2 separate regions of the Homo sapiens genome follow, and region 2 is linked to region 1. The links are chromatin loops, found by intact Hi-C in ENCODE. Cell type or tissue: GM12878. All regions are shown on one strand. Each heading gives the region's core, and the rest is flanking DNA. Links, peaks and the distances in the headings are about the cores only.

Region 1 (16,035 bases), core at 271-5,270:
GAGGCTTCAGCTTTGTAGAGAGCAGGATGTCCCCACAGGGCGACGTTGGCCCCGAGGAGACACTTTGTGATGGTTGCAGACATTTTTGGTTGCCACCCTGGGGTGGGACATCCCACCATCCTGCAATGGGTGGGGCAGCTTAGGGAAGCTGCTCAGAATCTTTCAAGGGCCAGGACGGCCTCCAGCACAAAGAATTCATCTGGTCCCAAATGCCAGTGGTGTTGAGGGTGGAAAACCCTGAGGAGGGCTTGGGAGTTGCATGTATGCGCTGATTCAGGGCTGCCCCTGCAGTTAGGAGCCTGCCGTCCCGACAGTAGAGTCGCACACATCCGATGCATCCCTGCTCTCTGGCAAAGGCTGATTTGCCCCACCCCCCGGGGCAACGGCACAGCGGCCTGTGCGGTTTGAAAAACTCCAAACATCTACGGAACCGACATCTCTTGAACAATACCAGGCCTCTTCAGGATTCCCTCGCCCCAGTAGAGCAAGTGTGGGCTTCGTTGTTTTTTTTTTTTTTTAACTCTCTCCAGAGCTCTTGTCTCCTGCCCCTGTGGGTGTGTGTGGAAGTTATTAGGAGAATGTTTCTGGGCAGAGGAAGTGGGTTTTATCATCCAGCGAGTTTGCCTTGATTTTCCATCAGCGCGTTTGGCTCTGGTAAAAGTTGATTGCTTTGCATTTAACTCCCTACTTTAGGCCGAGCACGGTGACTCAGGCCTGTAAATCCCAGCACTTTGAGAGGCCGAGGGCCGGTGGGTCACATGAGGCCAAGAGTTCGAGACCAGCCTGGCCAACATGGCAAAACCCCGACTCTACTAAAAATACAAAAATTAGCCGGGCGTGGTGGTGAGCGCCTATAATCCCAGCTACTCAGGAGGCTGAGGCAGGAAAATCACTTCAGCCCGGGAAGCAGAGGTTGCAGTGAGCTGAGATCGTGTCACCGCATTATGGCCTGGGTAACAGAGAGAGACTCAGTCTCAAAGAAAAAAAAAAACTTCCTGCTTTAGCTCTTTCTCCTTTCTCTGTGTATGAGACAGAGTTTTCATGTAAAGACAAATACATGTCTTTACACTTTGGAGATACTCAAGTAAATGATTGTTTGTCTGGAAATCATTTTTCTTCCTGAAGGTCCTATGGTGGGTACATGCTGTCATTTAGAAAGAAATGCAGCTCATACAATACTTTTCCCAATTCAGCATTTAGGAATCATGGCGGGATTTCATGGATACTGTCTGGAATGTTTTCGGACTCAGATATCTTCCCCCGGGGAAATAGACTTCTCAGTAGCCACGTGGACCTTGTGCTGGTTTTCAGTCCTGCTGAAAATGTTCTGAGCACTCTTGTTACTTTAGGGGAAAAGAATTACGTGTCCTTTGTGATTTATAGACACAGTAAGAAATAAGACCTGTGTGTCTCTCGGGGTGCGAAGGAGGAAAAGTCTTTTTTTTTTGAGATGGAATTTTCCTCTGTTGTCCAGGCTGGAGTGAAGTGGCACGATCTCAGCTCATGGCAATCTCTCCATCTCAGGTTCAAGCAGTTCTCCTGCCTCAGCCTCCCAATTAGCTGGGACTACAGGCATGCACTGCATATCTGGCTAATTTTTGTATGTTTAGTAGAGAAGGGGTTTCACTATGTTGACCAGGCTGAAAAATATTTTTTTGAGGTGGGGTCTCTGTTGCCCAGACTGGAGTGCAGGGGTGCAATCAGGGCTCACTACAGCCTCCACCTCCTGGGCTCAAGCAATCCTTCCACCTCAGCCTCTGTAGTAGCTGGGACTACAAGCACACACCACTGTGCCTGGCCACTTTTAAATTTTTTTGTAGAGACAGGGTCTTGCTATGTTGCCCAGACTGAAAAAAAAGTCTTTTTTTTTTTTTTGAGACAGTGTCTCACTGTGTCACCCAGGCTGGAGTGCAATGGCAGGATCTTGGCTCACTGCGACCTGTGTCTCCCGGGCTCAGGCAATTCTCCTGCCTCAGACACCTGAATAGCTGGGAATACAGGCACATGTCACCACACCTGGCTATTTTTTGTATTTTTAGTAGAGACGGTGTTTCACCCTGTTGGACAGGCTGGCCTCAAACTCCTGGCCTCAAGTGATCTGCCCACCTTGGCCTCCCAAAGTGCTGGGATTACAGGTGTGAGCCACCTGAAAAATCATTGTAAAAATCAACTGTCCTACATTCTTATTTGGAAGTGACTCCTCTAACCAAAGACAGGGAAAAACAAACCAAACTTTATTAACATGCGTTTTTCATTGATACATGAGAGATACCTAGAAATGGGTAGTTTTCAAGGAAGTGGCTTGGATTCTAGCTGCTCTAGTACCCTCAACAAAGAACAGTCCATTTTTAGAGAATTGGCAGAGAAAGACAAAGGACTTTGAGTCTTCAGGGGCAGCAACAAAATGGCAGAGAAAGGCTGGTTATTGAAGCTTGTTCATTCTGAGTCCTGTGTTCCATGTCCCAGGCCCATGTGGATTTTCTGCTGTCTTCCGTGCTTCACCTCTGTTCTCCCAGTTGGGGAGGTGGGGTTCGGATTGCTTGTGAATGTGGGCTCATCGTTGCTGGTGTAGCTGCAGGCTGCAGGCTGTCCAGGGCTTGAGGATTTGCTGATATTCTTTCTTTTCTTTTCTTTTTATTTTGAGATGAAGTCTCGCTCTTTTTCCCCAGGCTGGAGTGCGATGGTGCGATCTCGGCTCACTGCAACCTCTGCCTCCCAGGTTCAAGCAATTCTCCTGTCTCAGCCTCCTGAGTACCTGGGATTACAGGTGCCCGCCACCACACCTGGCTAATTTTTGTATTTTTTTAGTAGAGGTGGAGTTTCACCATCTTGGCCAGGCTGGTTTCGAACTCCTGACCTCAGGTGATCCGCCCGCCTCGGCCTCCTAAAGTGTATTCTTTTTTGATTTATTCCCAGTCTCTTGGCTGAAACATGGTAGCTCACCAGCATTTCTACTCCCATTTGTCCAACTGACGGTATCTTTTCACATCTCTAGAGACCAGAAGGACTTCCTCTTCTTGAATTTCCTGTTCAGTATTCTTTCTTGGCTTGGTTCCTTGGTGAGTTTTGAGGAGATGGTGCATGGGTGTGTTTTTCGGCTTTGTTTTAGTATGACTCAGGGTTGCCACCATGCCTTGTACGGTCTCCTAGTCATAGTATTAAAGTTTCCGCTTAGCAGGAAACCAGAAACTTCCTTTCTTCTCCCCCAGAGTCAGATTCAAACCAGTGTTTCTCAAGTGGGCTGTGAAAGTAGCTTGCAGCCACCCACCTTGCAAAGAAGAAAATTCAACAGAGGAGAGGAGAAAATGCCCACAGGGTACATGGAAAGCCTTGCTAAAGAAGCCGCATGGGCAAAGCTTTTGTTCCGCTCCCTCTGTCCCGGTGGGCTGGGCTGAGATATAATATATGTTTGTCATTGTGGACGGCAGCTGGATGAGTCTGAAAGCGGTTGCAAACCCCTTTAATTCACTTTGCTTTCTCAACTTTGAATGGTGTCGTGGGCTGGGGTGGGTCCCCTGTTTTTGAGAATCACCTGAAAGAGTCTGATTTTCTGCATCTTTTCGGGGAGTAAAGCTGTTGCTCCAAAGCGCTGTTTAAAAGCTGATAATAGTGTATCTGGTTGAGCTAACAGCCCTTCTTGAGGAGGCAGCAGACTGGCCAGAGGGTTCTGCAGGCATTACTCATCAGCGACACCTGAGTTTGCCCAGGTAGCCTGACTCTTGTTTGTTTCTGCTTTGCCTGACCCTGCAAAATTATTGTCCAAATGCACCCTGGCAAGCATTGATCCACGAGGGGATGCTGACCAGAAGGAGCTTTCGTTTCTGCACGATGGACTGGAACACGATGGACTGGAATGATGACAAGAATAAACACACTGCATTGTCTTTTAGGGCCAATGGACTTGGAGGCATAGAGATTTTATAACTACTGCCAGAACCCAAATATTGCCAGTCGGCCTCTTCTGCTGCTGTTGCTAGCTGTCTTCTTCTGGGGGAAATGGGTTGGGTTCTAAATATGAATTAACACAGGGCTGTCTTCGATGAATTCAGCACAAAATGTTCTCAGCAATTGAACACTCGGAGAGAAGTGTTAGGCATTTAGTGCAGACTCATAGAATAGCAGGACAGGGAGGGATTTGGATCTGGGCAAGCAGGAGATGGATATGAACATCTGTCTTTTGAGACCGTGCCGAGGTGGCAATGAAGGTAGAGGCCCCCTGTGTTGAGGTCTTTACTCAAGAGGCTGTGGTCCTTTGGGACTAACATAGCATCCGATAGACAGACAAGATGGACAGCTACAGCCACCTATGGGAAGCGGTTTCTACTCTTAAACCACAAGCCCCTAGACACTCATCATATCATAAACATATCACCGGGCAGTGGCTTGCAATCTTTTTTTTTCTTTGTTTCTTTTTTTTTTTTTTTTTAGACTTGCCCAGGCCGGAGTGCAGTGGCACGATTGTAGCTCACTGCAGTCTTGACCTCCTGGGTGCAGGTGAATCTCTCACCTCAGCCTTCCAAGGAGCTGGGACCACAGGCATGTGCCACCCTCAGCTAATTTTTAAAATCTTTTTGTAGAATCGGAGTCTGACTACATTGCCCAGGCTGGTCTTGAACTCCTGGGCTCAAGCAAACCTCTCGCCTCAGCTTCCCAAAGTGCTGGGGTTACAGGCGTGAGCCACCATGCTCAGCCTGCAATCATTTTTTTTGAGACAGGATCTCACTCTGTCGCCCAGGCTGAAGTGCAGTGGTGTGATCTCAGCTCACTGCAGCCTCGAACCCCCAGGCTCAGGTGACCTGCCCACCTTAGCCTTCTGTGTAGTTGGGACTATGGGCACATGCCACCACACTCAATTAATTTTTACCTTTTTTGTAGATACAGAGTTTTGTTCTGTCGCCCAGGCTGGTGGACATATTTTAATCCTACAGAGTCCAGGCTAAAAACACACCAGTAACTGTGATGCCCATCCCTCCTGCATTCCTGATTTCTGAGTGATGGTTTCAGACACAAACCTGCTTGACCACCCTCCAGTAGCTCTTGCTGACCTAGATCCGAGGTTCTCAGCTTTGGCCCCATTGCGGGAAGCTTGGAAACGTCACTCTTGCCCAGGGTTACCTGGGTAGTCTGGTTTATAGACGTGTTAGGTGTTTTAATTTTTTTTTTTTTTTGAGACAAGATTTTGCTCTGTCACCCAGGCTGGAGTGCAGTGGTACAGTCATAGCTCACTGCAGCCTCAACCTCCTGGGTTCAAGCAGCCCACCTACCTCAGCCTCGAAAGAAGCTGGGACCACAGGTGCACCTCACCATACCCAGCTAATCTTTTCTTTCTTTTTGTTTTTTTCTTTTCTTTCCTCTTCTTTTCTTTTCTTTTGTTTTCTCTTCTCTCTTTTCTTTCTTCTTCTTCTTTTTTTTAGACAGAGTCTTGCTGTGTTGCCCAGGCTGGAGTGCCTTGGTGCAATCTTGGCTCACTGCAACTTCCGCCTCCCTGGTTCAAGTGCCTCTCTTGCCTCAGCCTCCTGAGTAGCTGGAACTACAGGCACGCACCACCACGCCTGGCTAATTTTTGTATTTTTAGTAGAGACGGGATTTCACTATGTTGGCCAGGATGGTCTCGAACTCCTGACGTCGTGATCTGCCCACCTCGGCTTCCCAAAGTGCTGGGATTACAGGTGTGAGCCACCGCGCCCAGCCTTTTTTTTTTTTTTTTTTTTAAATTACAGAGTCTCACTCTGTCACCAGGCTGGAGTGCAGCGATGCAATCTTGGCTCGCTGCAACCTCTGCCACCCAGGTTCAAGTGATTCTTCTGCCTCAGCCTCCCTCAGGCGTGAGCTGGCACGCCCAGCCAAATTTTTCATTTTTTGTAGAGACAGGGTCTCCCTATGTTGCCCAGTTTAGTCCTGAACTCCTGAGTTCAAGCCATCCACCTGCCTTGGCCTGGCAAAGTCTTGGGTTTATAGGCGGGAGCCACTGCATCCCGCTATTAGGAATTTTTAAAAAGCCCCTCGGAGGGTCTTCATGTGTGGCTGAGTTGTCAAGAATCATTGTTATTTTACTAGATATTCTGTTTCTTCCCTCCTACATGAGATTTCCCATGACCGCCTCTCGGATGTGAATGTCTATGCCATGGATTACATTTTTCAAAGAGCATTCAGTTTGTTATTTCATCTTCAGCGAGCCCTTAAGATATTTCTCATGGGCCTTTTGTAGATAAAGACACTGGGGTCAGAGAGTTCAGGAGCTTGCTGGTGATCACATGGTCAGCATGGGGAAAAATGCATGTGGACATGAGTTCTGTTGGTGGTGAGACGTGGGCACAGGGGTTGCTGGGCTTGGGAGTTGGTGGCTGCGTGTGTGGGCTGAACAGAGCTCCCCAGGCACGGCCTTGTGGACCTTGAGGGATGCCTGCCTTCACCACTAGTGTGACTTGAAGGGGAGGAGAATGTCCTGAATCAGTGATGGGCATTTTGATATGGAAGAGAACTCCCTTGAATCCTGGTGGTGAACTTAGACCAGTCACTGAGGCCTCTCCAGCTCCTCAGGGTCTCCGTGTTCTAGGTATCCATGTGTCCTTCCATCCATTTATCCATCCATTTATGCATCCATGCATCCATCCAGCCATGCATCCTCCTTTTATCCATCCATCCATCAACCCATCCTCCCATTCATTTACCCATCCATCCGTTCGTCCATCCATCCATCCATCAACCCATCCTCCCATTCATTTACCCATCCATCCATTCATCCATGCATCCATCCATCCATGCGTGCATCCATCCATCCATTTATCCATCCATCCATCCATCCATCCGTCGTCCCATTCCTTTATCCATCCGTTAATGCACCTGTCCATCCATCCATCCATTCTCCATTCATCTTTCCATCCATGCATCATCCATGCATCCATCCTTTTAGTTCATCCAGCCACTCATCAATTGATACATCCATCTGTCCACCATCCACTCATCTATCCATCCATTCACCCATCCTTTCATCAATTTACCCATCTACCATCCATCCATTTATCCGTTCACCCATTCATCTATCCATCTGTCCATCCATCCACCTATCTGTTCATCCATCCATCCATTCATCTATCCATCCATCCACCTACTCACCCACCCACCCATCCATCCACCCACCCAACCATCCATCCACCCAACCATCCATCCATACCTCCATCCGTCTACCCACCCACTCATCCACTTAACTACCCATCCATCCACTTATCCATGCATTCATCCATCCATCCACCTACCTACTCACCCACCTAAACTCATCTATCCACTCAACCATCCATCCACCTATCCACCCTTACCTCCATCCATCCCCTTACTGCCCATCTTTCCACTCATCCCATCCAACTACCCATCCATCCACCCAGCTGTCCACCCAACCATCCACCCACTCACTAATTTATCCACTCACCCACGCATGCATCCATCCATCCATCCATCCACCCACCCATTTACCCACCCACCCATCCATCCACTTACCTGCCTGTCCATCCACCCTCCCAGTCCATGGCTCTTTCATGTATTCCTTCAGCCAGCATAGGTTGAAGTTAAATGTACTATTGGTGCTATTTGCTGTGGTCCCTGTTTTTTGTTCTCTGCTTTGGAGGTAACAACCAGGGCATCAATTTGGGCATAAAAGCACCATTGTGGATGGAAGGCCTGGATGTCTGGAGGCACAGAGCAGGGACTACACTTGTTCAGGGGGTCAGAGAGAGTTCTCCCAGGAGGGGCCCTCCCTGGACACTGAGCTTCCAAGAATGAGCAGAGGAAACCAGGTGTAAGGAAGAGGAAGGGCCTCTTCTCAGCCTGGTAGACAAGCAGTAAGAGTGATGATGGGGCAGCTGCAGTTCATCTCAGACTAGAGGAGCTGCAGGGGCCAGATGGTGGGCAACCTCTGTTGCCACTGCTGAGGAGTGCAGATTTAAGCTCCCCTGAAGGGTTTGACGCAGACAGCTGTGCGGGGACGCTTAACCTGCCTAAGGCCCGTCTTTGGGTAACAGCATGCAGAACAGGTGGGAGGGGCTGGGGCTATTTTTGGCAGAGCGTGGATAAGTCAGTGGAGATAGAAGAGAAGGCACAAGCTATTTTAGGAGATATTGAGGAAGTTAAAATCTGTAACAGGTCCCTGCCTGCAGAGTTGACCACACGTTTGCATCACATGGGTAGGCTTTAAAATATAGATGCCTGCATCTCACCTTGGAAAGTTTCTGATTTAATTAGCCTGGGCATCAGGACTTAGGAAAACCCCACAGATGTGTGTAATTTGCTGCTGGAGTTGAGAACTGGGGTGCGGAGCTGTGCTCCTTAAACTGTAATGTGCTTACAGATCACCTCTGGTAATACTTGTGAGAAAGCGCTTCAGGTGGGCTAGGGAGAGGATCACGGAGGGCTTCCTGGAGAAGGTGACATTCTCCCAGGGCCTTGAGGGGTGAATAGACATTTTCCAGGTTCAGAAAGAAGGAATGGGCTTTCATGGCCAGGTAGAGGATCCAATGAGGCAGACGAGGGGCCCAAATTCTGTGACCCCCTACCCCTACCCCACCCCCAGGATGCCCCTGTATCAGTCCCATGGTGTAACAACCAAATTCACAAGATGCTGCAGAGGGGAAGAGATTTTAAATTTTCTGAGAAAGACAATGATATATTTTGGACACCATGAGAAATACTGTTATTAACTTGTTTTAACCTAGGTACACGCAATCTTCATCATTCAGTGATTCTGTATTTGTGACTTGCCTGCTTACTAAAATGTATTTGTCATCCCCACATCAATATTCCTGGCATTTAATTTTTTTATTTTAAACTTTCATTTTAGGTTCGGGGATACATGTGAAAGTTTGTGACTTAGGTAAACATGTGTCATGAGGTTTTGTTGTACAGATTATTTCATCACTGTGGTATTAAACCCAGGACCCAATAGTTACCCTTTATGTTCTTCTCCTTACCCTCGGCTATTTTGTTCATGCACAGAACGGCAAAAAAATTGAACTTTTTTTTTTTATTTTTTTTGGATGGAGTCTCCCTCTTTCGCCAAGGCTGGAGTGCAGTGGCGTGATCTTGGCTCACTGTAACCTCCGCCTCCTGTGTTCAAGTGATTCTCCTGCCTCAGCCTCCCGAGTAGCTGGGATTACAGGCATGGGATTACAGCCACCACGCCTGGCTAATTTTTGTATTTTTAGTAGAGACGGGGTTTCACCGTGTTGGCCAGGCTGCTCTCAAACTCCTGGCCTCAAGTGATTCACCCGCCTGGGCTTCCCAAAATGCTGGGATTACAGGCGTGAGCCACCACACCTGGCCAGAATTGAGCTTCTCAATAGCACATGTTCTCAGCTGAGGTTCAACAAAGCCAGACCCTGCCTTCTCGGGCCAGCGCGTACTGTCAACAGGGTTCTTTGCAAGGTCTATTTGGTGTCCCGTGTTTTGTGTTTTCGTGCTTTTTGTCAGTGATTTTGCGCTTTCAAATATCCCCAAGTCGGTGCTGACATGCTACCTAGCGTCCCTAAGTACAGGAAAGCTGGCATGGTCTCACGGGGAAAATACACATTTGATGAGCGTCATTTAGGCACGAGTTATAGTGCTGTTGGCTTCGAGATCAATGTGAGTGACTCCACAATGTCTATTCACTGCGGTGTCTTTAAACAGAAACCCACATAAAACGCGCTTAGGTAGTGATTGGTTCATGACCTCTGGGAACGTAGTCCTGTATTTACGTGGGAGCAATAGTTCACTATTCGCTAATTCAGTGTTCGCTGAGACTTTATAAAACGTAACTGCTTTGAATAACAAAGCTGTAATTAACAAACCGAGCTGTTAAGTGTGTGTGTGTGTGTGTGTGTGTGTGTGTGTGTGTGTGTGTGTGTTGGCCTCACATCATTTTACAGAGACACACAGGGCTCTGTGAACTGCTAATAGTTGGGACCGGCGGAGGGGTTATTTCAAGCTAGTCCAAAACTGCAGGGCAGAGACCACTTTGAAAGGAGATCAGCAGTCGGGGAGTGGCTGGGATGAAGTTGGAAAAAGTGCTGAGGCCCCTAAGTCAGTTTCCGGTGTTTCCACGTTAGCCTTGGGGGGTGATCACTCAGTTTCCTGTAGGGATGGGATCTGGGCTGGCATCTGCCTGTGGAAGGGGTGACAGGGACGGAGAGCAGGGAACCCCGAGCAGCCCTGCCTTGCTGTTGTCTGAGCCTCAGAACTCCTGAAGGCGGGGTCCTTCAGCATCACCCTGGAGTTTGTTAAAAATGCAGGCTCATGAGCCTCACCCCAGACCACAGAACGAAAATGTCTGGGGGTGAGACCCAGGATTCCACGTCTCCCCAGGTCCCTCGCAGGGCGATTCTGAGAACTGCCGGTGTGAGGCGTGCTCAGCCCAGCCCAAACATTCACACCATTCTTTGGCCTCTTGTAAAACTTGGCGTAGCTCAGGGGACGTTCCCAGAGTTATGGCACACGAACAAAAGAAAGTTTCCCACTTCTTACCAAACATATTGTAAAATTACAGGAAAGAGCTTGTTCTTTCACGTCTATACCCTTGTGCCGTCGTCCTAGTTAGGATGAAGCCGAGATGTTACCTTGTACCTTAGGCCACCGCAGACAAGGAAGTATATGCAGTTTAACCACCTGCATATAATCTTTTTCTTTTTTCTTTTCTTTCTTTTTTTTTGAGACAAAGTCTCATTCTATCACCCAGGCTAGTGTGCAGTGGCACAGTCTCGGCTCACTGCAACCTCCATCTGCCAAGTTCAAGAGATTCTTGTGCCTCAGCCTCCCAAGTAGCTGGAACTACAGGTACACGCCACCATGCCCAGCTAATTTAGCAGAGATGGGGTTTTGCCTTGTTGGCCAGGCTGGTCTCGAACCCCTGACCTCAGTGATCTGCCTGCCTCAACCTCCCAAAGTGTTGGGATTACAGGAGTGAGCCACCATGCCCTGCCTATTTTTTGGAGGCAGGGTCTCTCTCTGTTGCCCAGGCTGGAGTGCCGTGGTGCAGTGTCAGCTCCCTGCAATCTCAACCTCCACAAGCGCAGGCCATCCTCCCGCCTCAGCCTCCCAAGTAGCTGGGACCATGGGAGTGCGTCACAACACCTGTCTAATTTTTGCATTTTTTGTAGAGACGGGGTTTCATCATGTTGCCCAGGCTGCTGTTGAACTCCTGGGCTCAAGCAATCCTCCCACCTTGGCCTCCCAAAGTGTTGGGATTATAGGCGTGAGCCACTGTACCCGGCCACCTATGTATAATTTTCAAGCTAAGAAGACAGAGAGACGAGTTTAACTATTGCTACAGACATGAAGCCCTTCCCTTTCCATAGTTTGCTAGCAGAGAGTGTTTCCAGGGCCCGGCGGCCACTATCACCCACTGCGTTCATAGCTTTCCATGGGGTGAACAGATTGCGCTGGACTCAGCGGTTAAATCTAAAGTGTAGGATGTTTGGTGAACTCGGAGTTCCTTGCACTTGTCTGTGATCTGGCACATTGTGTTTTCTGTACTCAGATATGCAGTCACTGGCACACATCCTGTTACTGACGGGAAGCTGGACCCAGCACTGGAGTATTTCTGAGACTATGACACTCTGGTGTATTCCTGAAACTATTTATGACACTATTAAGCTCTTTTCTGTAATTTTACAATATGTTTGGTAAGATCTCAGCGCCAGATTTTTTTAAATGATGTGTTTATTTCTTTTAATTGACAAATACACATTGTATGTGTTTATGCGGTTGCACATGGTGTCTTGATGTATGTATCCATGGTGAGATGGATTTAAATATGCATGACCTCACAGACTTTGCAGCACTTTTTTGTGTGTGGTGAGAACACTTATTCAGAATGGGCTCCTTTAGTCGTTTTCAAATATTCAAGCCATTGTTACTAATTGCAGTCGCCATGGTGTCTCTGAGCTTTCCTGAAGTTATTTGTCCTGTCTCATGGACGCTTTGTGCCCTGTGACCGATCGTCTGCCCGGTGTTAAATGACACATCTTGAAAAAGAGGACAATACTTCCAGAGCGATTCGGTTTTATAGCAACAGAAAAGTAAGGGTGTTTTGACCATTTGAATAAAATAGTAAAATGAAATGTATCAGCTGCCTCCTGCTATTCCCACACAGGAGGACTTCCGGTGCTTGCTCCAATGTGGAGGCATTTTCTCTTGCAGCATTCTGAGCTACAATTATCTCTAGGCTGGGGACCCTTCCCGAGGCCCCCCAAACCTGGAATGAAAGTTTTTAGGGTCAGACCATGTGACTGGTTCCACTCGACCTCCAAAACGTTAAAAAGAAAAAAAAAAAAAGAGCCGGGCGCGGTGGCTCACGCCTGTCATCCCAGCACTTTGGGAGGCCGAGGCGGGCGGATCACGAGTTCAGGAGATCGAGACCATCCTGGCTACCACGGTGAAACCCAGTCTCTACTAAAAATACAAAAAAATCAGCCGGGCGTGGTGGTGGGCACCTGTAGTCCCAGCTACTCGGGAGGCTGAGGCAGCAGAATGGTGTGAACCCGGGAGGCATAGCTTGCAGTGAGCCAAAATCGGGCCACCGCACTCCAGCCTGGGTGACACAGAGACACTCTGTCTCAAAAAAAGGAAAAAACAAAAAACAAAAAACGCTTTGCCTTTGCTTGGCATCAGAGGACTCAGCAGCAAGTAAAGAGCACACACGTGCCCTCTGCACCACCTCCTCCTCCTTTTCTACAATGTCCTGAAAGTTTCGTGTTTAGTGGGCTTTGGAAAAGGGTGTGGAAAACCAGCAGGAGCAGATGAGTACTGGAGTGGCCAGCAGCAGGTGTGAACACCCTGGGGTGATGCTGGGGCTGAGTGAATTGGACATTTTTCAGCAGGGACACCCAGGCCAGTGGCGGGTCTTCATCCTCCCACCCTTAATGGAGATGAACGGCATTATTGAGAAAGCTGCAGGCACACACAGAGCACTGCTTAAATGATGTCCCTGGCTGCTGCTGTTACTATGTAATGATTGTGTTATTCTTATGAAAATCTGAAAGTTACAGGAATCTTGGAACTGCCTAATTTTTTTTAATTAATTAATTAATTTATTTCGAGACAGAGTCTCACTCTGTCGCCCAGGCTGGAGTGCAGTGGTGCGATCTCGGCTCACTGCAACCTCCACCTCCCGGGTTCAAGCGATTCTCCTGCCTCAGCCTCCCAAGTAACTGGGACTACGGGCGTGCACCACCACGCCTGGCTCATTTTTAATTTTATGTGAAACACCTGAATGATGTGATGATGGGGTTTAAGATAACCCAAGTGTTCGGGCGCGGCGGCTCACATCTGTAATCCCTGCACTTTGGGAGGCCAAGGCAGGCAGATCACTTGATGCCCGGAGTTTGAGACCAGCCTGGCCAACATGGCGAAACTCCATCTCTACTAAAAACACAAGAATTAGCTGGATGTGGTGGCACATGCCCATAGTCCCAGCTACTGGGGAAGCTGAGGAAGGAGAATCACTTGAACCCAGGAGGTGGAGGTTGCAGTGAGTTGAGATCATGCTACTGTACTCTAGCCTGGGCAACAGAGCAAAACTCTGCCTCAAAAGAAAAGAAAAGAAAAGAAAAAAACAGCAAAAAGAGAACCCAGGTACTGGCTCTCCTCCTGCGTTTGCCCCGGTTGAGTGCATTCCTGCATTAGTGCAAGCCTTAGTCACGTTGCAGAGGAACTCACACACCCCATGTGGCCTCGGGGACTTCACTCTGGGTTCGTCCTGTTTTTTGAGTTGCCTGGCTGATGAGAAAAAGTAAACATGGTTTGAATCAGTAGAAAGTGTCTTGTCAGACTGACTCATGCCATCTGTCGTCCGTTCCGCCTTGCCCTGATGAGCCATTACCCTGTCCCGGAAACATCTGGAGCTTTGAGAGGGCCGGGTGGAAACAGCAGTGGCAGTTGGGGGTTCTGCTGAGGGTCTGGTCTCTTTGCAAATTTGCAGAGAGGCTGAATGCCGTAAACGTGCAACACAGGCACCTGAGTTCTCCACCAGGCTCCTTCTCTGAGGGCATGGTTGCAGCTCTTGCTGGGTGGGTTTTGTTGGTGTTTTCTTCACATTTGTAGCCCCGGAGGTCGTTTTCAGGAGCAAAAAGGCAAGTGGGGGTGTCTGCTGTGAGCCCGCAATTTCCTGCCTACCACCTGAAAGCTCAGGGAATGTGATGAATTGGGAGATGAATCCTAGGCAATAAAGAGAGCAGTGGACTGAGTTAGGAGACGATAGCTTCATTTACAGAGATTCCTTTACTGACTGATGATCATTGATTGGGTTTGCTTCCCCATGAGGCTTCAAGCCAATAGCACGTGCATTTGCATCCATTTATATACACCTGGGGGACTGCCTTCCTCACACACACCTGGGGGACTGCCTCCCTCACACACACCTGGGGAACTGCATCCCTTCACATACATAGGGAACTGTGTCCCTCACACACCTGGAAGATTAGCCTCAGAGGTGTCTGCAGTACCAGATTCCACCAGGGAGTGAACGTCTGATTATGGGTGATTCAGGGTGCCCACGTCTATATGAAATCGAGAGCGGGTCACCTCCCTTTCCTCCCTACTCTCTGTGGGGTGGTGTTTGGGGAGCTGTCTTAAGTGTTAGTCACCCGAGGAGAAAATGGTGAGGGTGGGACTCTGTATCTGGGAGAAAGGAGACCTTGGAGGCAGGGGACAGACTGACAGAGCCTTGAGCGATGGAAGCTGAGGTCGAGGGCCCAAGGTCGATGATAGAATGCTTGGGGTTGTCTCTCCTCTGGTGTCCTTGTCCTTCAGGCATCCTGGAGTGACATTGAAATTGTTTCAATTAAAAACTGTAGAAACAGCACAGAGATAAGAATGGAAGACAAGCTCCAAGTGCGGGGCTGAGGCGAGTTCTCCAAGGACTAGGGCTAAGGGCAGAGGGTGGGAGAAGGGGAGAAGGGCGTGAGGGGCATACTGTGTCCTTTGCCACCCACTCTCAGACTTGTTGTCTTGGACCTCCGTCGGCTGAGCTTGGGGTCCGGGGAGCAGTGGGTTTGGACACTCAGTGGTGACGTCAGCCGTAGTCCTGAAGCAGAGGGGAAGTTGGCAATCCAGGCTTGCCTGGGGGTGACACTGGTGGCGGGAGGGCCTGTGCCCTCCCCTGTAACTGGGTTTGTGTGGGGTCCATGGGGGCATTGGGGTCAGTGGAAGGAACATGAAGTGAGCCAGAGCATCGTCACTGTGGCCTCTGAGGGCAGGTGGAGCAAGAAAAGGAGGAAGCTTCTAAGTGACACCTGGTCCCAGCTCAGTGGCTATGACCAGGGAAGTCATGTGGAGGAAAAGGCTGGTGGACTCTGAGGGTGATGGAGGAGGATGGGAGGGGCAAGCTAGGCTGGGGAGGTGGCAGGCCATGGACACACACCAGACAGACACACATGTGCATGCACACATACACAGGCACATACATGCATGCACACTCATGCCATGCATATATGCATGCATGCACACGTGTGCACCCACACAGCAAGTCACATGTGCACGTGAGCACACATGAAAACACACAAGCACATGCACATACTCCTGCAGTGCACATGCACACCCATATATGCATGCACACAGGTGTGTGCTCAGATAGCACCCTCACACATATGCACACAAGCACACAGGCAAACACGCAGACACATGAACAAATGCACATATATATTCATGCAGTGCACTTGTGCACATATACACATGCAAACAGGTGTGCATTCAGCACACTCACAATGCACATGAAAACACGTGTGCACACACATGCAGTGCAATACATATATGCATGCACATGTGTGCCCACACCATACACCCACACATACGTGCAGGAGCACACACGTGCACACACAGAAACCACATGAATGCATGAGCACGCGTATATGAAATACACATGTACACATGAGCACATCCACACGCGCACATGCATGAACATAGACACACACATGCATGTACATAGACACGCACATGCATGTACATAGACATGCACACGTATACCCAGGCCCTGCATTGGAAAAAATCCAAAATGTGGCTTGGTTGCAAAGA
Region 2 (16,035 bases), core at 4,727-9,726, 180 kb before region 1:
AGGCATGAACCACCACACCCGGCCCCAGCTCAGTTTCTTAAGGACTCTGTAACAAGGGAGGGAGAACATCGCCAATTTGGGGCATTCCTTCTGATGCTGAAGGTGCATGATTCTTGCTGTTTCTAACTCTGAGTTCCAGAGGTGGTTTTTTCAGAAGCAGAGCCTCAGCTGGGCACGGTGGCTCACACCCATAATCCCAGCACTTTGGGAGGCCGAGGCAAGAGGATCACTTGAGGCCAGGAGTTCAAGACCGGCTTGAGCAACAGAGCGAAGCCTCATGTCTACTGAAAATTAAAAAAAAAAAAAAAAAAAAATGAGCTGGCTGTGGTGGCCTGCACCTGTGGTCCCAGCTACTTGGGATGCTGAGGTGGGAGGATGGCTTGAGCTGTGATGGTACTATTGCAGCCTGGACAACAAAGCAAAACCCTGTCTCAGACACACACACACACAAAAGAAGCAGAAGAAGTTGTTTGGAGCCAGGATGGCTCATTTGCCCACAGGAACTCACAGGAAGTCTGAAAATAGTCAGGTAGAGCACATAGAAGCTGCAACAGCTGTGAGCTCCCCCCAGAGTCCCTGAGCACATCTCTATCGCGCGTGGGGGCTGCTGATGCTGGTATCATTTCCAAAACAATAAGTCAGGATCTCCCAGACAGACGGGAGTGCTGCCGACAGCCTTCTCTGTTTTTCTTTTTTTAAAATTTTTAGTTATTCTACGTATGAAAACCAAAAAGTACCTGAGACAAGTCTCCATCAATTTAGAAAGTTTATTTTGCCAAATTTGAAGATGCAGCCTCAGGAACTCCTGACAACATGTCCCCAAAGTGTTTGGGGCACAGCTTGCTTGGTTTTATGCATCTTAGGGAGGCATGAGACATCAATCAGTCTATGGAAGATGTACATTGGTTCTGTCCGGAAAGGTGGCACAACTCGAGGCAGGGAGAGAGCCTGCATTTCATAGGCTGATAAGAGACAAATGGTTGCTTTCTTTCGAGTTTCTGATTAGCCTTGTACTGAAAGCACGATGTACAGGAATACTCACTTATGCCTTAGTCTGGCTTAGTGAAACAAGAGGGTAGAGGAAGCAATCAGGTATGCATTTGTCTCACGTGAGCAGAGGGATAACTTTGAGTTCTATTTATTTATTTTATTTATTTTAAGACAGAATCTTGCTCTTGTTGCCCAGGCTGGAGTGCAGTGGCGCGATCTCAGCTCACTGCAACCTCTGTACCCTGGGTTCAAGCGATTCTCCTGCCTCAGCTCCTCGAGCAGCTGGGATTACAGGCACCTGCCACCATGCTTGGCTAATTTTTGTATGTTCAGTAGAGATGGGGTTTCCCCATGTTGGCCAGGCTGGTCTCGAACTTCTGACCTCAGGTGATTGATCCACCTGCCTCAGCCTCCCAAAGTGCTAGGATTTACAGGTGTGAGCCACCACACCCGCCTTAACTATGAGTTATTTCTGTCCTTTGTCTACAAGGAATTTCCCTGTGGGGATATTATGAGGGAAGCATGTAGCTTTTAAACAAATCTTTGTAACTATCTTATTTTAGAATAGAATGGGAGACGGGTTTGCCCAAAACAGCTCCCAGATCGACTTTTCCCTTTGGCTAAGTGATTCTGGGATCCCGAGATTTATTTTCCTTTCACACATACATAATAGTTGTACAAATTTATGGGGTACATGTGAGATATATATATATATACATACATATACATATATATATTTTTTTACTTTACGTTCTGGGATACAGGTGCAGAACGTGCAGGTTTATTACATAGGTATACATGTGCCATTGTGGTTGGCTGCACCCATCAACCCATCATCTAGATTTTAAGCCCCGTATGCATTAGGTATTTGTCCTAATGCTCTCTCTCCCCTTGCCCCCCACCCACCCCACATGTGATATTTTGATATCAGCATAGAATGTGTCATGATGAAATCAGGATAATTAGGGTACCCATCACCTTAAGCATTTATAATTTCTTTGTGGAAATCACATTCCAATTCCACTCTTTCAGTTATTTTGAAATACACAATAAATTATTGTGAATACAGTCACCCTATGGTTTGGCCAAACACTAGACTGTATTTCTTTTATCCAACTGTATTTTTGTACCCATGAACCATCCTCTCTTAATCATCCCCTCCCACTAACCTTCCCAGTCCCCAGTCACCATCATTCTACTCTCTATCTCCGTGAGTTCAATTTTTTAAGCTCTCACATATGAGTGACGACAAGCAATGTTCTCTTTGACATTTTCCCCTGTCCTTCATTCCATCAAACAAACCTCATTTTACCATGATGCCACCATGATATAATAACAGCTGCACATGCAAAGCCATTGATTGTAACATGACTTCATGACCTGTGCATAAAAAAGCATGCTAGTGTAATCCCAGCACTTGGGGAGGCCAAGGCGGGTGGATCACAAGGTCAGGAGTTCAAGACCAGCCTGGCTAATATGCTAAAAAACCGTCTCTACTAAAAAAAAAATACAAAAATTAGCCAGGCATGGTGGTGGGCGCCTGTAATCCCAGCTGCTTGGGAGGCTGAGGCAGGAGAATCTCTTGAACCCGGGAGGCAGAGGTTGCAGTGAGCCAAGATCGTGTCACTGTACTCCAGTCTGGGTGACAGAGTGAGATTCCGTCTCAAAAAACAAAAAAAAAAAAACAAAAAAAAAAACCCAAAAAAACATGCTAGTTATGGCCCATCTTTGCTTGTGAAGGATAAAAATGATTATAAATTTTTCCCTTTCTGGCCAGGTGCAGTGGCTCATGCCTGTATTCCCAGCACTTTGGGAAGCCGAGGTGGGAAGATCACTTGAGCTCAGGAGTTCAAGACCAGCTTGAGTAACATGGCGAAACTCTGTCTCTCAAAAATACAAAAAATTAGCCAGGCATGGTGGCATGCATCTGTGATGCCAGCTACTTGAAAGCTGAGGTGGGAGAATCATTTGAGCCCAGGAGGCGGAGATGGCAGTGAGCCGTGACTGCATCACTGCACTCCAGCCTAAGCCACAGAGCGAGAACCTGTCTCAAAAACAAAAACAAAACAAAAAAGAAATGCTTCTTTTCAGCCTCAAGCTTGATTGGTCTTTCCTACTCTGGGCTTTAGACAAGGGATGGTCAGTTTTCTGAAGCTGTATTTATTCAAAGTTCTGCACAGTTTTACTTTAGCAAATTTCAGACAATGAACATTGTAGGGTTTTTTTGTTGTTTTTGACCTTTTGAGATCCTTAGTTTTGGAAGCAGCTGTGATCGTTTCAGTGACTATGTGGGCACTCATAGAATGTTTATATCTGAAGTGTCTGGTGTTGGGGGGGAGATTAAAGAGATGGTGTCTTTGAAATCTGTTTCTAAATCTGTTATCCAGTTTAAAATTCTCTTTCATTGTAACGAGCAGAAAGACAATAAGAACAGGTGCAGAGAAGGCAGGCTGTGTTGTTCTTTCTTCAGAGTGGGAAGCTTCGTAAGATTCAGGGGCTGGCAGTCACCAAACCCCACATAAACCTGTCTGTGTGCTTTCATTGAAAGTATACTTTAGGCTGGGCATGGTGGCTCACGCCTGTAATTCCTGCACTTTGGGAGGCCGAGGCGGGTGGATCACCTGAGGTCAGGAGTTCAACACCAGCCTGGCCAACATGATGAAACCCCATCTCTACTAAAAATACAAAAAATTAGCCAGACATGGTGGCAGGCACCTGCCATCCCAGCTACTCGGGAGGCTGAGGCAGGAGAATCACTTGAACCCAGGAGGAGGAGGTTACAGTGAGCTGAGATTGCGCCACTATACTCCAGCCTGGGCAACAAGAGCAAAACTTCGTCCCAAAAAAAAAAAAAAAAAAAGAAAATGTACTTTAAACAGCTAATGATGACTACATTTTTGTTTCAGCTCCAATGTATCTTTCTAAGGTCAGATTTCTTCCTTCCTTCCTTTCTCTTTCTCTCTTTCTCTTTCTTTTCTTTTTTTCTCTTCCTTCCTTTCTTTCTCTTTCTTTCTTTCTCTTTCTTTCTCTTTCTTTCTTTCTTCTCTTTGTTCTTTCTCTCCTTCTTCTTATTCTTTTTTCTTCTTCCCCTCCCTCCCTCCCTTCCCTCCCTCCCTCCGTCCCTCCCTCCCTCCCTTCCTTCTTTTTTCTTTTCCTTTCTTTTTTTTTCTTTCTTTCTTTCGAGATGGGGTCTTGCTATGTTAACCAGGCTGGTCTTAAACACCTGGCCTCAAGCAATCCTCCCGTCTTGGCCTCCCAAAATGCTAGGATTACAGGCATGAGCTACTGTGTCCAGCCTGAGGTTTCTGTCTTCATTCTCCATTGCATGCTTGTCCACCATAGAGTCTATTCAACTACATGTTCTGTAAAAGCATCATAATGGAAAAACAGTTTTTCTTTGCTTTACATTCCCATATGTTCCATGTATGAAATCCAGAAAAGGCTAAGTTCTCAGACATGATCTGCTCCTGTCGGAATTCTAAGGACTGAGGGAGAGTACATTATTCTCACATTCTAAGTCTTAAAGTCATTCTCAGTGCTTTCACTTTCAACATTTTTGTCTGAACGATGACCGCACGTTCATTTTTCAGGGTGCATTTTGGTCTCCAGTTTAAATATCCTATCTGTGAGGCCGGGCATGGTGGCTCATGCCTGTAATCCCAGCACTTTGGGAGGCCAAGGTTGGTGGGTCACGAGGTCAGGAGATCGAGACCATCCAGGCTAACATGATGAAACCCCGTCTCTACTAAAAATACAAAAAATTACCTGGGCATGGTGGCGGGTGCCTGTAGTCCCAGCCACTCAGGAGGCTGAGGCAGGAGAATCACTTGAACCCGAGAGGCAGAGGTTGCAGTGAGCAGAAATCGCGCCACTGCACTCCAGCTTGGGTGACGACAGAGCGACACTCTTTCTCAAAAAAAAAAAAAAAATCCTATGTATGTTCCATCTCTTCTTTATTTCTATGATATGGAATGTGACATGGTTTGGATTTGTGTCTCTGCCCAAAGCTCACGTTGAATTGTCATCTGTGGTGTTGGAGGTGGGGCCTGGTGAGAGGTGGGTGAATAACAGGGGTTGTTTCTAATGGCTTACCATCATCCCCCAGTGCTGTCTTGTGATAGAATTTTGTTTGTTTGAGATGTAGTTTTGCTCTTGTAGCCCAGGCTGGAGTACAATGGCACAATCTCCACTCACTGAAACCTCTGACTCCTGGGTTCAAGCGATTCTCCTGCCTCAGTGTCCAGAGTAGCTGGGATTACAGGCGCCTGCCACCAAGCCTGGCTAATTTTTCTATTTTTAGTAGAGATGGGGTTTCACCATGTTGGTCAGGCTGATCTTGAACTCCTGACCTCAAGTGATCCCCCTGCCTCAGCCTCCCAAAGTGCTGGGATTAGAGGCGTGAGCCACCGCACCCGGCCTCGTGATAGAGTTCTCAGGAGATCTGGTTGTTTAAAAGTGTGTGGCACCTTCTCCTTCACTCTCTCTCTCCTGCTCCACCATGTGAAGATGTGTGCGCTTCACCTTTCCCTTCACCACGACTGTAAGTTTGCTGAGGCCTCCCCAGGAGCAGAAGCATGTACAGCCGGCAGAACTGTGAGGCCTCCACAGCCATGCTTACTGTACAGCCTGTGAATCTGTGACTCAATTAAACCTCCTTTCTTTATGAAATACCCAGTCTCAGGTAGTTCTTTATAGCAATGTGAGAACAAACTAATACAGAAAGAAAATTTTTTCCTGATGAGAAAATGTCTGACAGTTTTCCTCAAAATTTGTATCGTTGTACAGATGTCCAAGTTGGTAGCTCAGGAAGTCTGTAATTACCAACAACATTCTTCATCATCGTCACTGTCATCACCATCATCATCATCATCCTCACTGTCACCATCATCATCACCCTCATCATCATCATCCTCACCATCATCATCATCCTCACCATCATCATCACCATCATCACCATCACCATCGTCATCATCCTCACCATCATCATCACCATCATCACCATCACCATTATCATCCTCACCATCCTCACCATCATCATCATCCTCACCATCATCATCACCATCATCACCATCACCATTATCATCCTCACCATCATCACCATGATCATCATCCTCACCATCATCATCACCATCATCGCCATCATCCTCACTGTCACCATCATCATCCTCACCATCATCATCACCATCCTCACCATCATCCTCACTGTCACCATCATCATCCTCACCATCATCATCCTCACCATCATCATCACCATCATCATCACCATCATCATCCTCACCATCATCATCACCATCATCATCCTCACCATCATCCTCACCATCATCATCCTCACCATCATCATCCTCACCATCATCATCCTCACCATCATCATCACCATCATCATCCTCACCATCATCATCCTCACCATCATCATCCTCACCATCATCCTCACCATCATCATCCTCACCATCATCATCCTCACCATCATCATCACCATCATCATCCTCACCATCATCATCATCACCATCATCATCACCATCATCATCCTCACCATCATCATCACCATCATCATCCTCACCATCATCATCACCATCATCATCCTCACCATCATCATCCTCACCATCATCATCCTCACCATCACCATCATCATCCTCACCATCATCATCACCATCATCATCCTCACCATCATCATCCTCACCATCATCACCATCACCATCCTCACCATCATCATCCTCACCATCATCATCACCATCATCATCACCGTCATCATCACCGCCATCATCCTCATACACATCATCATCATCCTCACCATCATCCTCACCATCATCATCCTCACCATCATCATCCTCACCATCATCATCACCGTCATCATCCTCACCAACATCATCACTGCCATCATCCTCATACACATCATCATCATCCTCACCATCATCATCACCATCCTCACCATCATCACTCTCGCCATAATCATCACCATCATCATCCTCGCCATCATCATCGCTGTCGCCATCATCACCATCATCATCCTCACCATCACCATCACCACTGTCACCATCATCATCACCATCATCCTCATCGTCACCATCATCATCACCATCTTCATTATCACCATCACCATCATCATTATTATCACCAAGCTTAAATGCTTGCTTTGCCCTCTTTTCCAGAGACTCTTGACCTCTGGTTTTACTGTGTGTACCAGAAAAGTCTTCGTAATTATGTGGCCTCTGATTGTTTTTTCTAAGAGAGTAAGAGGAATCACGGTGGACGTATTCTGCCTGAATGTGTCAAAACCGTGCTAAGAGCTCTGAACATGAATATTAACATTGGGTATTTACTTTTCCTGTTCCTACGTGTCTGTTTTTTAAAAAAACAATTTTATCATGGACATTGAGGATGATACGTTGTGGTGCAGTCAGGTATTTTCCTTTATAGAAAGAGTCTATTCCTCTATAGAAGAGTCTATCAGACAGTTAGCTTCGCTGGATATACACTTTAATCTTTGTGTTTGCTGAAGTGGGCAGGAGTTTAAATATCTGCTCAGTTCTTTCAACATCACACTGATGGATTCCTCTTGGTTCTCTGAGGTCTCCCCACACATGCATAATCCAGATGACCAAATATTTGGGCAGCGTTCAAATCCAGACTTGGAGTTCCCTTAAACCGTTGCATATTCCCCTTTTAAACATTTCCTCCTCGTGTTGCAGGGTCTCTGGCAGCTGCCAGCTCTCTCGTGACTCTTCAGGCTAGTAAACCTGCAGAAGTTCTCACTTCCCCAGAATTAAGCGACTTTGGGAAGCCCCCTGCAGAAAGGACGTGCAAATGCTAATCTTCACAGGGCAGTTCCCCATTTGTCAGAGAGTTCCTCTGCCCACATTTCTGCCTGTTTGGGGCCAAGGGTCTTCACATCGTTTTTTAAAAGGCTTCATCCAGAGTTTATCCTTGTGATCTCCGGGACGTTCTGTCCAATACACACTATTCTTCAACGACTGGAAGTGAGAGTCGAGAATTAAGAGCAACTTTAAGGATTCAGATTTGCCAGGCACAGTGGCTTATGCCTGTAATCTCAGTATTTTGGGAGGCTGAGGTGGGCAGATGACCTGAGGTCAGGAGTTCGAGGCCAGCCTGGCCAACATAGTGAAACTCTGTCTCTACTAAAAATACAAAAATTAGCCGGGCATGCTGGTGCATGCCTGTAATCTCAGCTACTTCAGAGGCTGAGGCAGAAGAATCACTTGAACCCAAGAGGTGGAGGTTGCAGGAAGCCAAGATCGTGCCACTGCACTCTAGCCTGGGTGACAGGGTGAGATTCTATTTCAAAAAAAAAAAAAAAAAAGGAGAAAAAAAAGGATTCAAGTTTCAAGTGGTCAAGCAAGAGAAGGCTTTGGCCTCAGAATTCGAGTCTCAGCACTTTCATCTGTCATGAAAACATTACGTCATGTCTTATGACTTAGCTCCTGGTATGGCGAGGCCTTTGAAGTGAGATGATTTGAGAGAAATCTCACATTCTAAATGTGAGGTTTTTAAAATTACATAAGTAATATTATATAAAATATCGGTCATAATGATTGTATGCAGTAAGTGCTCAATAAATACTAAATGTGATTTTTGTGATGTGCGATACATTTCAATGCTTCACTTTAAAAATTGGTCGAATTACACTTGTGATTATTTTACTATTAAAAACAAAATGTGCCGGGCGCAGTGGCTCACACCTGTAATCCCAACACTCTGGGAGGCCAAGGTGGGGGGATCACTTGAGGCCAAGGTTCAAGAGCAGCCTAGCCAATATGGTGAGACCCTGTCTCTACTAAAAATACCAAAATTAGCCGGGCATGGTGGCGTGCACTTGTAGTCCCAGCTACTTGGTAGGCTGAGGCAGGAGAATCGCTTGAACCCAGGACACGGAGGTTGCAGTGAGCTGAAATCATACCACTGCCCTCCAGCCTGGGCAACAAAGCAAGACTGCATCTCAAAAACAAAAGCTAAAACAAAACAAAAGAAAACAAAAAACCCCACAAAATGCGATTATTATTATTACACAGAAGTTTGCTCATTGTTAAGCCTTCTCATACTCAATATTGGATATTTTCTCCACCGTAATAACACCAGAAACCTATTATCCACTGTTTCAATAAGGAAATTAAATCACTTAGAAGTGTTTCGTTTTCAAAAATCTACTGACGCGTTTCTTAAGTGTGTGTAGGACATAATGATTTTCTCCTAAAATGTACAGCATGGGAAAGAGGCCGGGGGAAGGATAATTTTTTAGTGAAGAAAGCTGACAAACACCATCTCGACCAGATAACTGAGGTCAACATGCACTGTGAGAAGTCTTGTGGTTGTGAGAGTGTGTACCCTTGTTAGGATATGACGAGAAGGGCCTGTCCAACTTGTGGTCGTTCCCCCAAAAAACCCACAACCCGCATCTTTTTTTTTTTTTTTTTTTTTTTTTGAGATGGAGTCTCACTCTGTCGCCCAGGCTGGAGTGCAGTGGCATGATCTCGGCTCACTGCAACCTCTGCCTCCTGTGTTCAAGCGATTGTCCTGCCTCAGCCTCCCGAGTAGCTGGGATTACAGGTGGGCACCACCATACCTGGCTAATTTTTGTATTTTTAGTACAGATGGGGTTTCACCATGTTTGTCAGACTGGTCTCGATCTCCTGACTTCGTGATCTGCCCGCCTCGGCCTCCCAAAGTGCTGGGATTATAAGGGTCAGCCCCCACGCCCGGCCCCCAAACCCCATCTAATCATGAAGAAAACATCAGAAAAGGCCAGGGGCGGTGGCTCACTCCTGTAATAATTAAAAAATTAAAATTAAAAAAATCAGCTGTGGGCATGGTGGCGGGCACCTGTAGTCCCAGCTACTCAGGAGGCTGAGGCAGGAGAATGGCGTGAACGCGGGAGGCAGAGGTTGCAGTCAGCCGAGACTGCGCCACTGCACTCCAACCTAGGCGACAGAGTGAGACTCCATCTCAAAGAAAAAGAAAGAAAACATGAGAAAAATCCCAATAAAAGGACTTCCGTCAAAAGGCTTGCCCAGTGCTTTTCAAAGCTGTCCAGGTCATTCATCTGAATCAAGAAACGTCTGGAAAACTGTCCCAGCCAAGAGGGAACCCAGGTAGAAGTAATAACTAAACACCCTGTGGAACTGTGGGGCCTGTGAAAGGAAACTAACCCGGGCCCCGACAAGCTGGGAAGTGCCCAGGGCAAATCGGCCTCTCATTTTATTCAAGGTCACCCCTCTGCTTACTGAGATAGACGCATATTCTAATTGCCTCCTTTGGAGAGGCTAATCAGAAACTCAAAAGAAGCAACCATATGTTTCCCACCTACCTGTGACCTGGAAGCTCCCTCTCTGCTTCCAGTTGTCCCCGCCTTTCTGGAAGGAACCAATGGACTTCTTACATATATTGATTGATGGCTCATGTGTGCCTAAAATGTATAAAACCAAGCTGTGCCCCGACCACCTAGGGCACATGTCATCAGGACCCCATGAGGCTGTGTCACAGGTGCGCATCCTTAACTTTGGCAAATAAACTTCCTAAAATGATTGACAATTGTCTTCTAATTTTCTTGACTGACAGACCCTGGATGGGATCCTAAACATTAGAAAAAAACTAAAGAAATCTGAATAGGGTATGGGCTGGTTAATAGTAATGTATCAAGAGTGGTTGGTTAATTGCCACAAATGCACCGTACTAATTGAAGATGTTTATGACGGGGGTATAAAAGAGCTCCTTGTGGTATGTTTGAAACTTTTCTGCAAATCTGAAATCATTCTGAAACAAAAAATGTAACTTAAATCGACATTAAATGTCAAATTGCACTCTGTTAAAGAATCAAGATTAAGATTCAAGTTCCTCTCAATAAACTACAGATTAAAAACCCCTCAAAGGGCCGGGCACAGTGGTTCATGCCCTGTAATCCCAGCACTTTGGGAGGCTGAGGCAGGTGGATCACCTGAGGTCAGGAGTTTGAGACCAGCCTGGCCAACAAGGTGAAACCCCATCTCTACTAAAAATACAAAAATTAGCCATGTGTGGTGGTGTGTACCTGTAGTCCCAGCTACTCGGGAGGCTGAGGCAGGAGAATCGCTTGAATCCGGAGGTGGAGATTGTAGTCAGCTGAGATCGTGCCGTTGTACTCCAGCCTAGAGACAAAGCAAGACTCTGTGTCAAAACAAAAACAAAAACAAAAAACAAACAAACAAAAACCCTCCAACGATCTCCTCAATCTCTTCTAACTCTATGCATGAGAATCTGTAAATATTATAGCAGCAGGCAGCATTACAGAGCCCCAAAAGACCTATGTTCGTTCAACATGCCCTGATTCACTATTTCGCCCAAGGAGACTCTGATAGCAGAGGCGACATGTCAGTTCATCTTTTATTCAATGCAGAAGTGTCCCAGATTGATTCTGTCTTCAGAAACTGTGCTGACTGCAATACTCTAAAAACTGAGCCTATACCTGGGTAAGCTGGTTTTCTGTGAAACAAGTTTATAGGAGAAGCATCACAGATCACCCAGTGTTTAAAATATCACTGCATTCAAATATCATTATTTAAAAGAAATGAATACAATCATCATAATAAAAATGCAATCTTTCCAGCATGAGTTTCTGGGGAATCTGCATATTTTTGATCCTCTTGGGTCCTGTGTCATCCTCCCTGACACGGAGATAACATTGTAAACGTGAGGTTTTTGAAATTACGTAAGTGATATTCTGTGAAATATCAACCATAATGATTGTATGCAGTAAGTGTTCAATAAATACTAAATGTGATTTTTGTGATGTGCGATACATGTCAACGCTTCACTTTAAAATTGGTGGAATTACTCTAATAATTATTTTCCCATGAAAAATGTGGTATTTAGCACTTTTATTGGCATCTTACACACAGTGTGTCTGTTATTCCCCCAGACATTGTAGGTTAGTCTTCGCTTCCCTCCCATTTCCTCTCCTCTCCTCCCCTTTCCTTTTTCCTCACTCTCTTCCTCCCTTCCTCTCTCTCTCTCACCCTCTCTTTCCTTCTTTCTTCCCTCCCTCCCTCCCTTCCTTCCTTCTCGACAGGGTCTTGCTCTATCACCCAGGCTGGAGTGCAGTGGCACACTCACACCTTACTGCAGCCTCAAACCCCTGGGGTCAGTTTGTCTTTCCATCTCGGCCTCCTGAGTGGCTGGAACTATAGACAAGCACTCACCATACTCAGCTAAATTTTTTTATTTTTTGTAGAGCTGGGGGTTCTCACTATGTTGCCCAGGCTGGTCTTGAACTCCTGGGCTCAAGCAATCTTCCCACCTTGGCCTCCCAAAGCACTGGGGTTATAGGCATGAGCCACTGCACCCAGCCTGGGTGATAGAGTTATTTTTTTCTTATATTTCATCACATATCCATGCCTGGGTTACCTTCCATAGTGTTATTTTACCACAACGACAACAAAATTCCTTTAAAAATTTTTTTCTAGAAATCCATAAATACATATGTCAACAAAGTTAAGCTGTTGAGTTAAGCCTAGTTAGGTGAAGGTTTGCCTTAGAGGTAGTGTGTTTAGACTTGACTTGGGAAAAATAGACACATATTGGAGGAATCCTCTGGAATTTAAGGGCACGGAAGAATGTTGGTGATATGGTTTGACTGTCCCCACCCAAATCTCATCTGAATTGTAGCTCCCGTATTTCCCACGTGGTGTGGGAGGGACCAGGTGGGAGATAACTGAATCATGAGGGCGGTTTCCCCGATACTGCTCTTGTGGTAGTGAATGAGTCTCAAGAGAACTGATGGTTTTATAAGGGGAAACCCCCTTCACTTGGCTCTCATTTTCTCTTGCCTCCACCATGTAAGATGTGCCTTTCGCCTTCCACCATGACTGTGAGGCCTCCCCGTCACGTGGAACTGCGAGTCCATTAAACCTCTTTTCATGATCAATTATCGGGTCTCCTCAGGTATGTCTTTATCAGCAGAGTGTGAACACAGTTGGTTTCCTGGTAATTTGCAGTGATAGCCAAAGGGTCTGTGCAGTGCATAGACACATATTTCTAGGGCAAGAGGGCAGGGGCTGTGCACACACAGATGGGTGTAGCAGGAAGAAGGTGGTGCAGGCAAGCTGAACAGTGAAAGAGGATTTAGTGCAGGGACTCTTTACTGAAGTCTAGCCAGAATGTTAGGGAAAGCATTCAGAGATGGTGCAGAACCTGCAGGCTGGGAAACAGGAGCGCTCACCCCCAACTCGAGAATGATGGCAAAGGAAAGAGAGAGAGGCTAGAACCCAGCGAGGGAGAACTCAATGAACAACGCCACCTGACAGGTGCTAGGACACTGGATTAGAGGAGAAAGCCAATGTCAGATGGAACCCAGGGCTAAATCCCTCCAACTTTACTCTCCTCCTGTCTCCAACCTCAGTGGCAATTCCCCAGGGTCAGAACCAAAAATGGCAGCCAGAAGGCAAGAGAACCCTATGGATGTAGTATCTGTGAGTCATCCTCAGCCTCCTTGCCTCCCCATTCCCCCTGCCACTCTCCCCTGGGTTGAGAAGGTTGGAGAAGTGTACAAAGTGGGTCAGAGAAACAAAAGGAAGAAAGTTGGCACAAGCATTCAAGAAAAGTGATAGCAGGTATAGGAGAAAGGGATGTGCCATGCTTTTGTACCATTGAAACATTTTAATAGGGGAACAAAAAACTCTAATTAGTATGTGACAAAGGAAAAACAGAAGGGACTGAGGAAGGCGGGGAGGGAGAGCGTTTATTCATTTAGCAGAGATGTCTGACTGCCAGGCGGACGCAGGACCTGAAAAACACCCAGGGACTGTAGTGAATCAAACTCAGCCCTGTTTGTTTCGAATGCACTCAACGTTAGCCCCGACTCCGGCGAGATTTCATCGTTTTGGGAAAGATTCGTTGGCATCCTCTCTAAAAGCATTTGCCCAAATATGTTTTTAGAAAGCAAGCACGTTTTTTTCCCCTTGGATCACTACATGAAAAAATACTTGGAAATAGTGCTAATATGTGAATGTAATTAATGTCACTGCATGGTACACTTAAACATGATTAACACGGGGCCCCGGATGTTTTATATATATATTATCATAATTAATACATATTACATTTTAGCATCCTTTACCTCCCTCCACGTATTAGTCCATTTTCATGCTGCTGATAAAGACATACCTGAGACAGGGTAATTTATTTTTTATTTTATTTATTTACTTATTTTTTTGAGACAGAATCTCCTTCTGTTGCCCAGGCTAAAGTGCGGTGGTGCGATCTTGGCTCACTGCAACCTCCATCTCCTTTGATCAAGCGATTCTCCTACCTCAGCCTCCCTATTAGCTGGGATTACAGGCGTGCAGCACCACGCCTGGCTAATTTTTTTATTTTTTAGTAGAGATGGGGTTTCACCATGTTGGCCAGGCTGGTCTCAAACCCCCAACCTCAGGTGATCTGCCTGCCTCGGCCTCCCAAAGTGCTGTGATTACAGGCGTGAGCCACCATGCCTGGCCAAGACTGGGTAATTTATAAAGAAAAAGAGGTTTAATGGACTCAGAGATTCACGTTGCTGGGGAGGTCTCACCGTCATGGCGGAAGGCGAAAGGGATGTCTTACATGGCAGCAGGCAAGAAAGAAAATGAAAGTCAAGTGAAAGGGGAAACCTCTTATAAAACCATCAGATTTCATGAGACTTATTTACTACATGAGAACAGTGTGGGGGAAACCGCCCCATGATTCAATTATCTCCCACTGGGTACCTCCCACAATAAATGGGTATTATGGGAGCTATAATTCAAGATGAGATTTAGCTGGGGACACAGCCAAACCATATCACCCCCAAAACACAAGACACACAAATGCATAGACACAAACAGACACACACACACTCAAGGATTTAATGATTCTATTTTTTGAATGTGTGTTTACTTAAACTATACTATTAATCTTCATACAAACTAAATTTGTTCTCACCTTTTCTGGAAGAATCACATGATCAAAGATTTGAGTTCTCCATGAGAGAATAGGGGGAAGAATTCACACCACAATTCCCAGCCTAATATCAGAATATCAGACATCCAACTAGAAGCTAAGGTGCTTTTCCTGAGGCAGTTTAGTCATGAATGGATGTTTGTTTGTTGTCGTGTTTATATATAGCTTCTACCCTACTTTATTCTAAAATGGCCATGGCATTGATAGCTGAAAATAATGTCTGAACCTCTTTAAAAAAAATGTCTTTCCAAGTTTTAAATGCATTTACAGCCCAAGGATTGCAAGATTCTTGTGAATTGGTTTGGCAAAGATTCCCCCAGGCATTGCACCGTCATGGCTGGGTCACCTTCCAGAGTGCTGTTTTCAAATCATTGGTTTTCTTTTACAATTTTTCTTCTAAAAATCTATAAACATATGTTACCATATGTCAACAAAGTTAAGCCATTTAGTTAGGCCAATTAGGTAAAGCTTTGTATTGGCAGCAGTATCACTACAGGTGATTGGGGAATAGGTGAGAATTGGATAGAGAATGGGTCAACATTTTCAGAGTGGAACTACCAAACATAGAAAGAAAACCCAGGCCTTTCTCCATGATTAAAGACTCATCACTCTTGGTGAGTTTATTTTTATTTTTATTTATTTATTTTTTTTGAGACGGAGTCTCGCTCTGTTGCCCAGGTTGGAGTGTAGTGGCACAATCTCAGCTCACTGCAACCTCCACCTCCCGGGTTCAAACAATTCTCCTGCCTCAGCCTCCCAAGTAGCTGGGACTACAGGCGCCCGCCACCACGCCTTGCTAATTTTTGTATTTTTAGTAGAGACAGGGTTTCACCATGTTGGCCAGGCTGGTCTGGAACTCCTCACCTCAGGTGATCCACGTGCCTCAGCCTCCCAAAACGTTGGGATTATACGTGTGAGCCACTGCGCCCAGCCCATTGGTGAGTTTTATTAATGGTGCTTTCCAAATGTTTCCTCTGCATGGCTGTATATCTATTGAGGCTAAAACTGACATAAGGTTTGAAAATTTACTAGAATGGGCCAGGCACAGTGGCTCACACCTGTAATTCCAGCACTTTGGGAGGCTGAGGT

What was found. Peaks named below come from ENCODE experiments on the same cell type or tissue, not always from the same donor. Only the 100,000 strongest peaks of a DNase experiment are listed, where the experiment ranks them.
Region 2: it touches region 1 in a loop (2.1-fold over the local background); 2 of 110 quality-filtered maps call a loop at or near these places.

Annotation. Positions count from the first base shown.
Region 1 is chrX:2,693,777-2,709,811 of GRCh38, forward strand. All of the region lies in intron 1 of CD99 (CD99 molecule (Xg blood group)), which reads left to right. Among named protein-coding and RNA genes, the nearest start is that of CD99, 10 kb to the left of the region's middle. In GM12878, for the core only: no CTCF peak of the experiment used is centred there; DNase peaks (open chromatin) are centred at 3,115 and 4,305; H3K4me3 peaks cover 1,211 bases; H3K27ac peaks cover 1,465 bases.
Region 2 is chrX:2,513,827-2,529,861 of GRCh38, forward strand. No RefSeq gene overlaps it. Among named protein-coding and RNA genes, the nearest start is that of ZBED1, 21 kb to the left of the region's middle. In GM12878, for the core only: no CTCF peak of the experiment used is centred there; DNase peaks (open chromatin) are centred at 7,755 and 8,347; H3K27ac peaks cover 2,412 bases.